Linked DNA regions of Homo sapiens: region 1 is linked to region 2. Evidence: read pairs that join two places in POLR2A ChIA-PET (ENCODE). Cell type or tissue: MCF 10A. All regions are shown on one strand. Each heading gives the region's core, and the rest is flanking DNA. Links, peaks and the distances in the headings are about the cores only. Region 1 overlaps PRKG2 (protein kinase cGMP-dependent 2). Region 2 overlaps PRKG2 (protein kinase cGMP-dependent 2).

The links. ChIA-PET counts read pairs that join two places held together with the same protein. Peaks named below come from ENCODE experiments on the same cell type or tissue, not always from the same donor. Only the 100,000 strongest peaks of a DNase experiment are listed, where the experiment ranks them.
Region 1: POLR2A ChIA-PET joins it to region 2 with 6 read pairs; 2 of 35 experiments call an interaction of 5 or more read pairs at or near these places.

Annotation. Positions count from the first base shown.
Region 1 is chr4:81,141,624-81,144,444 of GRCh38, forward strand. It overlaps PRKG2 (protein kinase cGMP-dependent 2), which reads right to left. Exons shown (of 19, transcript NM_006259.3): 10 at 2,609-2,707; 11 at 1,171-1,324. Among named protein-coding and RNA genes, the nearest start is that of PRKG2-AS1, 22 kb to the right of the region's middle. In MCF 10A, for the core only: no CTCF peak of the experiment used is centred there; a DNase peak (open chromatin) is centred at 1,278.
Region 2 is chr4:81,206,375-81,209,195 of GRCh38, forward strand. All of the region lies in intron 1 of PRKG2 (protein kinase cGMP-dependent 2), which reads right to left. Among named protein-coding and RNA genes, the nearest start is that of PRKG2, 7.4 kb to the right of the region's middle. In MCF 10A, for the core only: no CTCF peak of the experiment used is centred there; a DNase peak (open chromatin) is centred at 1,647.

The DNA.
Region 1 (2,821 bases), core at 121-2,620, 65 kb before region 2:
CATTGTGCAGAAATGGCTGCACTCCATATTTTGCTCATGTTTGCCATTAGTGCTGCCCATGACTTTTAAATCAATGGTGGATTTACTGCTTCAATTATTATTAGAAAACAGATCTCAGCTTTGTTAATTGAATCCTTTTGCCACAAACTTTGACGAAAAATACCACTGCAGACAGGTATTATCTTTATCTCTCCATAAGGTATAAGAGACATTACACACATTATTTATCCTAAGGAACATCTGTCCCTGCCCCCATCAGAGATGAAGCAAGGACTGGGTCTGAAGTGTACTGTCCAGACTCCCCTGACAGCATTTCAAATCTGCTCATGCCCAAAGCCAGCCAGCAGACCAACAGGTCAGCAGAGTTCCCAGAAGATAAGGTATGGTGAATCCTTAAAAATCTGATGGGCAAAGAAGGACTCGGTAATTGCCAAGGCCTCAGAGCCATCTGTACCCAGTAAGGCCACAGATCTCTATTCCACATTTTCCTTAGAATACTTGTTTGACAGTACCACTTTTGCTACTCCTTGGAAGCTGATAGCTCAGAAAGAGGGTGATGTGGAAGGCACAACTAAAATCAGGCTGTAAGTTCCCAGATATCCTGATCAACACTACAGAAGGCTTCTCTTCAAATATTCCCTTTCATTCATCTTCTTTTCTTTTCTCACAATACGAAATTTTGAGCAACCCAAAAACAAAATAATGAAGGTGAAATACAGACATGGTACTGGAGTTGTTTAAAGAACACAACTATAACATTGAATATTTCACCTCTATGGCATTTTCACTTGACACATTCTTCTTTTCTTTAGTGTATAGAGACTAAATGTGTCATGAATGTATATAGACACGCATTTGCTGTTAGAAAATACATTATTTTATGTTTCCTTTTGGACGTGCTTACTTAGTATATTGATAATCATCGAGAAGAAAATTCACAAAAGACGTGATGTAAGCTTGAACTAGCAGTTGATTATTACAAGTTACTTACTAGCACAGACCTGCTACTATACAATATACAGAGTGAAAAGTTTACTTTCTCAATTTCAGTTCAAAGCAACATTTAAGATAGCAGTAACAATTCATATATTCCTCCAAGATATGCTGGAATATAAAACAAAAAAAAAGTCAAAAGGCTTCTCTCAGATGCTTGAAACGTAAACCCCTTACAAGCTCAACTCTTCCGAACCCACCAACGCCCAGTGTTGCAATAATCTCAAGGTTCTGGAATGGGGATGATGAGGAAAATCTGGCCACCTTCTCCTTCAGCTGAATCATTTCCAGAGAGAGTGCTTTGGACAGCTTCCAGTTAGACATGGACCGCCTGTACAAGAGAAGTGAAACTTTACACACACACACCCATAATTAAGAAGGTGTCATGCCATACATAAATTTCACTCCTACGACAGTCTAATTTCTGCTGTAACTATGATTTATAGTTGCCACAAAGGCTATCCCAACTTTTATGGATCAGATTCAGTCCCACGCAGCGAGAAAACAATAGAATATACAAACATAAAACTCACACATATGCATATACCAGGAAATAGACGAATGCCAAGTTGAATCAATGAGAGGTAAAATGGGTATAGTTTGTGGTACTTAAAATGTACCTCTTAGGTTTCTTCTCAGTGTGGAAATTTTTTTTAACTAAAAATATATATACCTCAAAAAAGCTGTTAAAAAACAACCATGAAAAGCAGTCAATGAATGGGAATGAAACAAGGAAGCCACTTCCTTTGCTGCATGTACAGGAGAATGCCACATTGACAATCTTTCCCACGTTTTGCTAGTTTTATCAGATCTTGAAGCTTTGCATGGCTGAACCAAAATAACTGCTTTGTGAAATATGAAAAGTACATTTCTTACTTTATGTCTAAGTAATATCCATTTTTTTCTCTTTTAATTAAGGTTTACCGGTCTGGGTTACATATTCATAAATTATTACCACAAAAGGCCTTCAGCGTAAAAATTGCAAAAACATATGAAGTACTGATTGAATATTCTAATTTAATTCAAATTTAAGTTTTCTAAGAATTTTGACTATATGGCTTTGATAGCACTATCTAGTGAACATGTGCTTAAGCATTCACTCTAAAAAAATGTTTCAGCAAACAACTTTCAAATAATTTTCATTTAACAAAAGTAGAGTTTTCTAGTACACACAAAAAATTAATCACTATTACTACATTTAGAGACCTACCCAACCCCCTCCTCCACATATCCCTGGGCAATAGATTCCTTACATTTTGAAAAAATTCTAACTATAACCCTGCTCTTTACCTCTAATCAAATATTAATGTCTTTTTGAGCTAAGTCACCAGGCAACATAAAATATCCCTTTTGTAAGGCCCTGGATTAGAACACCTCTCCCTAACATTCCTACTCATCATCCAAAATAAAGGAGCAGACTATTTCTAATAGATAATATCCATTCTAGTGGAAGTGGTGTTGTCTTTGTGGAAGAACAATTCAAAAGAACTCTCCAGAATTTTCTAGTGAAGGCACATTAAAAGTTACCACACAGCAAGTCACACCCTCTGTCCCCTTCTTTATTTATTGGCTGCCAGAAGTCAGCTCCGGCTCAGGAAAACATTCCTCCACTTACTTCGCATGTCTTTTTTCATCATCACGGTTCAGGTTTGCCACATATCCTTCAAGGTATTTTTGCAGCTCTTCAAATGTACCGACAGTTTGGTTGAATGTTCTAAATAGATAGAATAAAGTAAAATGCTCCGTGCTGATAGTTACCAAGGCAACTTGACATTCTTCTAAGCTCATAAAACACAAGCTGGTTATTCCTGACTTTATAAATCATTTT
Region 2 (2,821 bases), core at 160-2,659:
ATGCTGTTCTCGTGATAGTGAATAGGTCTCATGAGATCTGATGGTTTTATAAAGGGGAGTTTGCCTTTGCTTTTCCTTTGCCTTCCGCCATGATTATGAGGCTTCCCCAGCCATGTAGAACTGTGAGTCCATTAAACCCCTTTCCTTTACAAATTACCCAGTCTCAGGTATGTCTTTATTATAATAGCAACATGAGAACAGACTAATACAACAGCCATAACCCAAAAAGCATTATAACACTTGTAAACTAAGCTTGAATTAGTTCTGATTATCTCAAATCAGAAGAAATGAAACAGTTTTATAACCCACACATCTGCCCCTCTCGCCCTCCAAACTTCAAACTTAAATAGAAGTGAAATACTTAGAGTTTTTTCACTAGTTCTACCAGAATAACTGTGACCTCTACAACAACAAAGGCACAGATGCAAAGATGTAACACAGCATCTAGATTTCAAACAGATGTGACCAAATAGTCAATGCAGATTGCCTACAATGGATGGTGCAAAAAACAAATGCATTTATAAAAGCAATCTTGAAACACCTACTTATTTCTCATAGAATTCAGGTTCAAAGTGGTCATTAATAAACATTAGCCTTTGGAGAATTGCCTTAATATGTTGCAGAGATGTGGCAGGTTTAACCTTTAAGTTTCTGTTGACTTGGCAGCATTTACTGATCTTATATATTATGAATGTATAAGAAGGATGAAGAGACTAGAATTCAAAGAAGTAGCCCTGGACATACTTGTACCTTGAATAAGCAATTCAGAATATGTTATATTGAAATCTGAGAATAAACCTGAATGAGATTATGAATTACAAGCATAAGAAAGGTGCTCCAAAAAATCTGAAATTAATGTGTACACACGTTTTTAACACGCATCAGTGACCCATTTTCTAGACAGCCTTCTTGGTTCATGGAGAAGTATTCTTAGGTCAGTAGAGAAAGAAGGGAGATGTGATGGTAGGAGGAAAAGGATTTGCCTTATAAATAAAAAAGCACGCATAAAAACTTTCAAATCTAATATTAAACTAACAACTAACTCATTTTTGTTCATGGAAAAATTGTTTACTAAGACCAAAGTATCATATACCATATCAGAGGCATATCCCATCATGGATTTGCAGTCAAATTTGACACAGAAAACAGTTTTAGCATTACAAATATGAAAAGGCTTAGAATCATTTTTGCTCTATGGATGGTATTCAAAAAATTCTGTACCAATCCAATAATTTTACAAACTTGAAGCACAGTTAGGTAGAGGATGTTAAATTCTCCCAAAACACCAATTATCCTCTGGTTTAGTTGGAAGCTATGTAAATCTTTCAAGCTATTTAGAATTTCAAAGAGGGGTAAAATGAGAGTAACTAACTCATCTTTCAAGTCACTAATTTAAGATACGTAAGTAAGTTACTAAATGGCTCAATACTAGTCTGATTTCTTACTTAGTTCATCCATTTAAATATTGCTGTCCCTGAAGCCAAGGTTTCAAGTCTCTGGCTTCATAAAACCTAATTAGATTCACTCTGTTTCCTGTATCAGTCACTAAGATAAGCTATTTCTCAAATATGTATTGCTAGCCACAAGGAGAAATGAACCATAGGATGTTGCTCCATCAGTCTGGCAACTGCAGGTTATTAAAATCATTCTTACAGTCAGAGGGCAGCACATGATGCAATAAGAAATGAGTCTGGAGATAAAGATCAGAATTTAACATGAGCAATAGAGTCAGGCCAATTAGGGTTATAAAACAATCTGCTCTTTCTCAACCTTCTATATATTCCTAAAAATCTTTGAGTCTTACTTTCTCATCTACAAAAGGGAATATATTTATATCCATCTCGTAGGGTTACTATGATTATTACGTTTGTAAAGTACCCCATATGATGCCTGGCAGGTATCAGACATGAAGTAGGTAAGCAGCTCTTATTATAGTATGTAACTAGAAACAGGCAATTAATGTCTAGGTGTGAAGAAAACCCAGAGAGGATCATTTCTGGGTAGGACAGAAGTCTAGTAAACTGGATGTCTTCCACAAGAGTCTTTTGTGGGTTTTTGTTTGTTTGTTTGTGACAGGGTCTCATTCTGCAGCCATGAGATGCAGTGGCCAGTGGTGCAATCACTATAACCTGAAACTCCTGGGCTCAAGTGACCCTCTTGCCTCAGCCTTCAGAGTAGCTAGGACTACAGAGGCACACCACCATGCTTGACTGATTTTTTTTATTTTCTTGTTGAGATGGGGTCTTGCACTATGTTGCTCAAACTGGTCTCGAAATCCTGGGCTCAAACCACCCTTCTGCCTCAGCCTCTCAAATGACAAAACTCTTTAAAGATGCACATTATTCCTTTGGGAGGTGGTGGCCGGGAGTAAGGGACTCTTACTTTGCCTGGATTCTATCTTCCATTGAGAAAAGAAGTCATTTGGAAACAAACAGCCTGGAAAACAAGTTCCCCACCAAAAGATGGAGACAAAAAAAGAATTATGAATGACACGGAGCCAGTTCATAACTACAAGGACTTAATAATTGAAGCTCTGTAATTCCCTCATGTAGCCCCTATTTATTTTCACACACTGCAATGAAATGCTTAAAACATGGAGGCCCACCTAATTATCTTTGAAGGCAACCAAAAACCATAGTTCACTCTGGAGGCAATACTCTTCTGCAGTTAGGTATAGGAGACAGCAATCGAATGAGTAGTGGCATTTCGCTAGAAGAGAGGAAACTACATAAGACTACAAATTATTATATTAATGTAATCGCCATTTAGAAATTGCTGTCCACCAAGGGTAATTAGAAGAGACATAAGAAAAGCAAAAGTG